Regions from separate parts of the Homo sapiens genome. Here region 1 is linked to region 2. The links are chromatin loops, found by intact Hi-C in ENCODE. Cell type or tissue: PC-3. All regions are shown on one strand. Links, peaks and the distances in the headings refer to the core of each region. The heading gives the core; the rest is flanking DNA.

Evidence for each region. A loop is a pair of places that touch in the nucleus more often than their neighbours do. Peaks named below come from ENCODE experiments on the same cell type or tissue, not always from the same donor. Only the 100,000 strongest peaks of a DNase experiment are listed, where the experiment ranks them.
Region 1: a loop joins it to region 2, with 4 times the contacts of the local background. A loop is called at or near these places in 1 of 110 quality-filtered maps.

The regions. Positions count from the first base shown.
Region 1 is chr7:89,335,532-89,339,941 of GRCh38, reverse strand. It overlaps ZNF804B (zinc finger protein 804B), which reads right to left. Exons shown (of 4, transcript NM_181646.5): 4 at 1,414-4,410. The coding sequence ends at 2,910. Among named protein-coding and RNA genes, the nearest start is that of TEX47, 540 kb to the right of the region's middle. In PC-3, for the core only: no CTCF peak of the experiment used is centred there; no DNase peak of the experiment used is centred there.
Region 2 is chr7:89,769,390-89,773,799 of GRCh38, reverse strand. No RefSeq gene overlaps it. Among named protein-coding and RNA genes, the nearest start is that of STEAP1, 380 kb to the left of the region's middle. In PC-3, for the core only: CTCF peaks have their summits at 2,395 and 2,595; no DNase peak of the experiment used is centred there; H3K27ac peaks cover 411 bases.

The sequences.
Region 1 (4,410 bases), core at 304-4,303, 430 kb after region 2:
TCTACCTAAGCAAAAACTCTGGGAATTGGAGACTTTTTAAATCATTCTCTATATTCTAATCACTTCCAATATTTCATTTATAACGTCTTAAAGATGAACCTTAAGTTTACCTTTGCATTTTTATAGGCCCATTGTATTTTTTTTCTTGCTGAATTTGGCAGGCAATTATTAAGAAGATGAACATTCCCAAATTTTCAGTGCTTCATACAAAGCATTTATTTCATTTACCTCGAATCCAATGATGCTATCTGATGCTAGACTGGTTCATAATCTGTAAGAAAGACATATAGATAGATAAATGTGTGTTTGTGCATGCATGTGTGTGTACTTGTGTGGAAAGATTTCACAGCCTTTCTTAAGCATTTAGAGCTTAAGACAGATTTTTTAAAAACTGCCTCCATGAGCCACTTGTGAAACAGTAATCCCATAAAGAAAATTAACCTGTAAATATCAGGCAATAGTCATAAAATAAATTTAATGCTAAAAGTCACCTGTCAAATAATTATGTAAATGGAAGGAAACACTGCTAAAAATACAATCCATCACAGTGACAATTTTTTTAAAATCGAACTATTTTAGGGTTCAATATATATTAAAATTTTTTTTTTCCCAAAGTGTGTTTATCTCAAGGTAAAATGGAAAATAAAACAGTGTTTCAGCCTACAGTTACTGATTTGGGGGGAAGTAAGTTGCATAATTGCATCTTTCCTCACGTGATGCCACAACTTTTCCAATTTCTCACCCTGGAGTACAAATTATCTTTTATTTAAAGGGAGATGTTTGCTTTCCACATAGTCCAAATTAGTTTGTCCAGTGAACACCTCATCACTGTTAATACAAGATGGAATAGTCACTTCCATGTCATCCGTTCATATCAATCTGTCTTTGTTAGTCAAAATTAAGTGCTCAGTAGAGGTGCTCGGGTCTAACCTTCTGAGAGTTTAAATTGTCACCAAGGCAATTATAAAAATCAATCAAGTGGTCAGTGTTTTTTATAATAGGACATCTAGTGAGTTTCCATGATTACTCTATCTTGGCTCTGCATCAGCTTTGTAATTTGCTTTAGGAAATAATTATCCACAGGACTTAAAAAATCTGCTAGACCATTTGTCATCCATTTTATAAGAAATATTTCGTTTGTCTTGCTTCTTTTTGGATTTACTCAATGTTCATCAGTGATCTTTTATAATCATTTTTATGGAATTCCATGCAAGTATAGCTCCTTGCTATTTGATGGTTTTTCTTCATTTCTCCATTCATTTTAAATTTAGATTCTGTCAGTGTTATGTACCAGTCAGAACTCTCATCTCACAAGTTTCTAGTGATATCTTGGGAACTGCAGTTTTTCTTTCTGTTAAAATTTCAAATTTACTTTATCTCCTTTTATTCTTTTTCTTCCCTCCACCCTTTCTTTCTCTTTCTCTCTCACCAGTCTCTCCTGAATCAACGATGTCCTTTCCTACTGTTTACCAAGTATTTAGTATTTAACCTTTCTATTTCATTTTCCTTATCTGTAATGAGGAATGATAATACTGATTTCAAAATACAGTTGTGAAAATTAAAGAAGATAATGCAAACAAGTGGATAGGGTAACTGTACCTGAATCACAACAAGCCTTAAATATAGCTATCTTCCTTTTGCAGCCAAGGCTGAAGAAGACATCCTCTAATCTTCTAGTGGTAGAGGAGTTTGCATCTTCGTATAGACAGCATTAGATAAATGATTACCTCCATTTCTGTTAAGTTTGATTTTCTCTGAAACTCATGCTTAAGAACATAAAATAATAAACCTAACTGTAGGATTATGCACCAATATAGATGTATGAAATGCAAATTTTGGCGGCCAAAAACCATTTTGAATGAATGTTTGAAATTATTTGCAACATTACATGGATGGTGAATTTATTCATCATTATTCATTGTTTCATAAATATCTAGTACAATTGAATAAAACACACCAGATATTTAATAAGATATCCTCAATAAACATGTAAAAACACTGACATTTTCAAACCTTTACCTCTATCCTTATACATGTATTGGCTGAACGTAGTAAAATTTTTGAGTAGAAGAATAATAAACAATATTTTAGTTCCTGTTATATTTGACAGATTGACCAATATATTTAAAAGGTTATTCTGAGCACGTTTTATTTTTGAGTTTGCATTATCAAATACTAATGATAGTTTGTATATGTTTTTATACAAAAGTTAAACATTCTTAGTTTTAGATTTTGCTGATTCTTACAATTACAAAATTATCTTGACATAGATTTGTGTGAAATGAAGATAATTTATTTTTCACAGAAACTCAAAAGTATAATCTATAAAGATTGTTTTTCATTAAAATGTAATTTTCAACCTAAATTAATCAGAAAATGTCTTGTTCTTATTTCCTATGAAAATACAGTAACAGACTACATTAATTGAAAACTTAGTCAATAGTTAACGACATAAATTACTTTAAATAATTGCTTCATTTCACTGACCTTTTATTATCTAACAAATAAGCCAAATCAACACTCATTCATTCACACAACAAATACTTAGAACGCAGGGTGCCATATTTCATTTGATTTTTCTTTTTAATTTTAATGCTCTGCTTGAATGTTTTCTGTTGCTATTTTATAACATTATGCGAGAACCCATCCAAAACAAATCTTTAACTCTTTCCCTCTTCCCTCTACGCTTTCATAAAATTATTCAAATTTGCCTATTATTTTGGCAAGCTAAAAAATTATTAAAATGCTCTTGTTTTAGTATTAGCAATTCAGATCATATTTATATATTTGTCACATTTTGAATTGGCAGCAATATTTTAAATCTTATAATTGACAGACTTCTTTAAATGTATGATTTTATAGGTAGTGACAATTAAAAAAATTATCCACAGGAGGGGCTTTAACACTTATTAGTTCAAGTGTGTGGACACATTTAAGGCCTCTTTCACTTCATTTAGCTGTTGCATCTGGCTAGAGCAAGAATGATGGCAAAAATCTTGACCTTGGAATACTGGTTGGATTAAAGGATTCAAGTGGATGATAGAAGTTGTGGCTGGATTTAAGTGAGGACCAAACAATGTAGGAATAAATGCTGTAGGGGGCAGAGGCTGAAGTGTTATGTGAGATGGGTGGAAGGGGGTAGCAGCTACTAAATGCAGGGGATGACCTGCTAAGAAAGTGGGGTGTGCAGGGATAATGGTTGGAGTCAGAGTCGAAAATGAAATAGGACTGAAATGTGCCTGTGAAAGAGGATGTAGATGAGCAATAGGGAGGTGACTGCTATGAGAACTTAAGGAAGCAGAAACAGCAAAATGCTGCAGGAACGTGTGGTGGATGGTGGTGATAGAAGTGTGCTGGTGAACTGGAACTGTCTGTACGGTTGAGGCCGGAGAGAAGGCAGTAGGCCCTGCAGCAGGCAAAACTCGAAGATGCTTTGATAGGAGTTGCTTCTGCATATGCTGCTGGGCTTGTAGCTGTAGGATCTTATATTTATCTATTTCGTCAGGAGAAAATGTTATGGGCTGTTGAATTAAAGGGGGAGAGATAGATTTATGACACATTTCTAATCCGTCTTCGACTTTGTCAGGTTTCTGCATAGTTCTGTCATAGTAAGAGTTTATATTTCCCTCTACATGATTTATATGCATGCTTACATCCTGTAAGTCTAGATTTATTTGGTCTTCTTGGGTCTCTGTTGAATCAGTCACACCAGTATATTTATTAGACGGAAAAGCACCAGGGAATTCATTTGGTACTGGGTCACAGCTTTGAATAAAAGGTTGGATTTCACTAATTAAAGGTTTTGATTGTTCTTTTGTTGTTGCATCCCTTTTTATGTTTAGTGACTGAGACTCTGTTACTAGGTGAATTATACCTTTAGAAAGATGGTTATCACAATCAGTGTCTGCTAAAATTGTAAAATTATTTGTGTGTGAACTTTTGCTTTTGTCTTTCTCCGTAGTCCTTGGAATTGCACTGTCTTGATCATTTCTGCTCTCACTTGCATACTGTATTTTTTCAGACAAAGGCAATGCTTGTCTGTTACAGCCTGATGGTGCAAGTTGAATTGTGCATGGGACTTGCGAAGGAGCCTCTAATTCACTTTTACAACTGTTTGAAGAGATCTCAACATTACTTGATTGTTCTTGACATTTCTTGGCTTGTACTCTTTCTAAAAGGATTTTTGCTGTTAGAGGGGTCCTCTCTCCTTCTGCAGTGTTTGATTCTGTGGTTTCTGAAGGGCCACTGGAACAGTTCTTTAGAAGGCAGCTGATATTCCCGGAGTTACACTTCATGGGCCTGACTTTTCCCAGATCACAAATGTGAGGGCTGCCCAAAGACTCTTGATTTCTCTTGCTTTTATTCAAGTAATACATTTTCTCTATTGAGTAAGAGTCCAATCTGTCGTGC
Region 2 (4,410 bases), core at 338-4,337:
CCACTGGATTTTTAGTGATAGACATTCCATTATAGGGTATGCCTGTGAAACGTAAGTATCCTTGTCAAAAAAAATAAGGAGAGCATACAATTATGCTAATTTGACAGGCCTCAGTAAAGATGCTTTGCCTCTCAATTTTATTTTTTTTCTTTCCACTTCTTTGGAAGCCACAGGATCTTGAGGTTTAGAAGTCACCATATTAAATTAGACTTAACTAGAAGAGGAATACAAACTACTGCTAAATTTTTCATGTTCAAATCTTTTCACACATCCATTGTATAGTTTAACAAAAATATTGCCATTTCATCTGATGTCAGGGGTTCGAGACAAGCCTGGCCAACATGGTGAAACCCCGTCTCTACTAAAAATACAAAAATTAGCCGGGCGCAGTGGTGGGCACCTGTAATCCCTATTACTAGGAAGACTGAGGCAGGAAAATCGCTTGAACCCGGGAGGCAGAGGTTGCAGTGAGCCGAGATCATGCCACTGCACTCCAGCCTGGATGACAGAGTGAAACCCTGCCTCAAAATAAATAAATAAATAAATAAATAAATAAATAGAAATAAAAATAAAAAAAATTGCCATTTTTTTTTTTGCTAAAGAAGTATTTTGCTGTTTAAATAACTACTAACTTGATGGAACTTTGTATATAGTACAATCTGATACAAGAAAGAACAAAGACAAATGAAAGAAGTTCAAAGCCTGAACTCCTGTTTTTTACAGCATGGCTTACTTGGAAGTACAGAGAAAATGTAACTTTCGGCCATTATGTATTTTGCAGGTGCAAAATGTATAATTTGTTCACTATTGAGCACACTTAAAAAATGTTTTCCTTCCCCATTGCTGATCCCCCTGGCACATTTATATTGCAGTTCAAATTGTGTAGTCTTTAAAGACCACATTCATATCAAATCGTAGTTTTAGAAAAGGCTGAATATAGAGATTTTGTCTGTTGTGATAATCTCACATTAAACTAACAAAAATAATTATGTTGAATTGCATTTCTTACATTCTTTCAAGCTGTTGAAAATAGGTTACAATCAGAATCAAGAAGATTTGATTGCTTAAAATATTGCATTTCTTCATTCAATGAATTTTTATTGCATCCACTGCATACCAGGCAGTATTCAAAACTGAGCCAAACCTAAAAGGGCAATGGAATAATTTTTCTCTGATATTAAATGTCATTTGTACTGTACTGAAGTGTACTTTTACAATGTATGTTTTCATTAAGAATGGAAAAAGAAACAACTTGCTGAAAAAGTAGAATGAAAATAATCACAGTTAATGTGTATCTACCACACCCTAAAAACCTAGGGTTTATAGAGTTGCTTTGTTCCTTTGGTTGATTTATTTATTTAAATAATCTGGTTTAGTCACGAAGCAGCTTGTTGACCTTGAGTAAATCATTCAACTTCCTTGACTTCAATTCCTTATATGTGAAATGAAATGTTTGCTAAGGTCCTTTTACCTGCATGCTTTTAAGATTTCTTTGGTTTCTTTTCTAGATTTGATGTTATTGTCTAACTCAAATCCTAATCATTCAAACAATATTGCTTCTGTAGGAATTATTAGCTTTTGTTTCAAAAACAAAATGCGTTCAATTTCATGAATTCACTGATACCTACACTGGGATGAAGGACATCACTGAATGTGATGAACAATTTCTTAATCTTCTAGGGAAACAGTGATTATATTGCCATCTTATCAGAGAGTTGTCATACAGTGACTTCTGAGTAATTTAATTTTTGCCAAATTAATTTTCATATGCCATGGTACCACTGGAAATGACATTCTCATTTAAAATGGGATAGAAACTTGTATAATTTACCTAGTCATTTGAGAATTTTTAACGTAGAAATTGGGAAAGCTCGGCTTCTGAAACTCTGAGTGGGATAGTTCTAAATGTTTTCAAACTGTAACATTAAGAATGTTTTAAATACATAATTCTCCTTGGGTTTAACTAATTATGGCAGCTTAAGTATTTTCTGTATTTCAATTTTGCAGCAGACCCAAGACCTAATATTTCTACCAGTCACCATCAGTGATTACTAGAGGGTGTTTATAAATAAGTATTTGAATCTTCTGCTCTGTCTCAAAGTACAATCTAGGTCAAAGTGTAACCATGGTTCAGGAGCATCCTCCATCTTTACAGTTAGCCAATTTTCACATGAAAGAACTTTTATTGATCTATAAAACTAACATAGGAATGATTTTGAAATTTAATTAAGTATCTTGAAGTAAATGCTCCTGAAGATGAAGTCGAATATCTCTATGCATGTAGCTTCCCGGCCAAGAGCAATTTACAAGATTATAGGATCTGGGCCACTTTGCCAGCACCATGATTCACTTGACTACCTAGGAGACTGTTAACAGCTTCTTAATGGCTCTGCTAGCTGGCCAAATCATATACATTTAAGGTAAATGTAAACACACACACACACATTACTTTTTCCTGTTAGTCACCTCATAAGATTTTTTTTTTTTTTTTTTGCAGATACTCTGTATATTTAGGTTTCCAAACCCTAGACTAAAGTTGAAAATAATTTTGCTCTCAAGAAATTATCTAAAAATACTTTATGCCTCCAGTGTGGGGAGCTGAAGAGCTGAAGAACAGAAGTCAAAGAGAGATTTTTTTCCTCTACTACTTTTTCCGCCTTTTATAGAAAAGTTCTATAAATTCAAATGTGGATGTATGAAAAATTAATTAGGAATGGCTGGATAATTTGGTTGTGGTGACTCATTCACCATAAATATATTGTCAGGTAATTCTGTTAAAAAGAGAGAACTAAAATGTTTTCATAGCCAAAAATGTAATTAAAGAAACAATCACTATTTTGTTCTTCTAGAAATCCATTTATTTCTCTTTAATATTCAGATTCTCACTGAAATCTGTGATATAATAACATTTTAGACTTTAAGAAACATGATTCTCCTGACAATAAGAGAATGGTTTCCTGAATCAGTAGGATTCTGAATTGAAAGGCAAAAACGATATTCCTAAGGGCCATGTGTAGGAGAGAGGTCCACTGAAGCCTAATGCTTGAAGCAGGGGAGGGTGCTTTCATTTGAAATAGTTGAACTCCAGGAGCCACTGGAGTACATTGTTTTGCATAGACTATTCTCCTTACCATCATCTTGGGAAAAACTACCTCTTCCAGAGTTTTTGTGAGGTCCACAAAAGTACATGACAAACTCAAACACTTTGTCACCGGTTCTAATTTGGTCTTCCTGGATCCTAATTGATAGTTTGCTGTTTATGTTAAAGCTTATTTTTATTTACATAATTTTTTTGTTTACATTTTATTTTCGATGTGTACAATTCGGTGGCTTTTAGTATATTTACGAAGTTGTACAACCATCACTATTATCTAATCGCAGAACATGTTCATTACCCCAAAAGGAAACTCCATATCCCTTAGTCATTTCCCATTCCCCTCTCACTTCAGCCCCTAGCAACCATTAATCTTTGTTGCCACTACAGAGTTGACAATTCTGAAGTTTCATATAAATGAAATTTACATTTAGCATGATGTTTTCAAGGTTCAACCATATTTTAGTATGGAATCATTACTTCATGCCTATTTATGACCAAATGATATTCCACTCTTCAGATGTACCAAATTTTGTTTATCCATTCATTAAGTGATGAACCTTTGGGTTGTTTCCACTTTGAGGATATTATGAATAATGCTGTTATGAACATTCATTTACAGGTGTTTTTTTGGACTTATGTCTTCAGTTCTTTTAAGTATATACCTGGAAGTGGAACTGCTCTCAGTAGGTCATATGGTAATTCTATGTTTAACTTTTCAAGGATTGCCAAACTATTTTCCAGAGTGGCTTCACCACTTTACATTTACAGCAACAGTATATGAGGGCTTCAATTTCTCTATATTCTCAACAACTCTTATTGTTGGTGGTATCTCATTGTGATTTAAATAGCTTTATTGGGGAATAATCAATATACACAAAACTGCGCATATTTAATGTGCAATTGATGAGTTTGGACATATGCACACATTTCTTGAAAGCATCCCAGCAATCAAGGTAATAGACATACCCATCACCTCTAACACTTTCTCATGGCCCCATCTTTTTGTGGTAAGAACACTTAACATAATATCTACTTTCTTAATAAAATTTTACATTCACATTACAATATTATTAGGTATGGGCACTAGGTTGGTACACAAATCTCTAGAACTTGCTTATCTTACAGAACTAAACTTTACACCTATTAAACAATTCCCCATTTGGCCCTCCCCCAGGCCCATGGCACACTAGTCTACTCTCAGCTTCTATGAGTTTGGCTATTGCAAATACCTCATGTAAGTGGAATCATGCAATACAGGCATACCTTGGGGATGTTTTGAGTTCAGTTTCAGACCACCACGATAAAGTGAATAT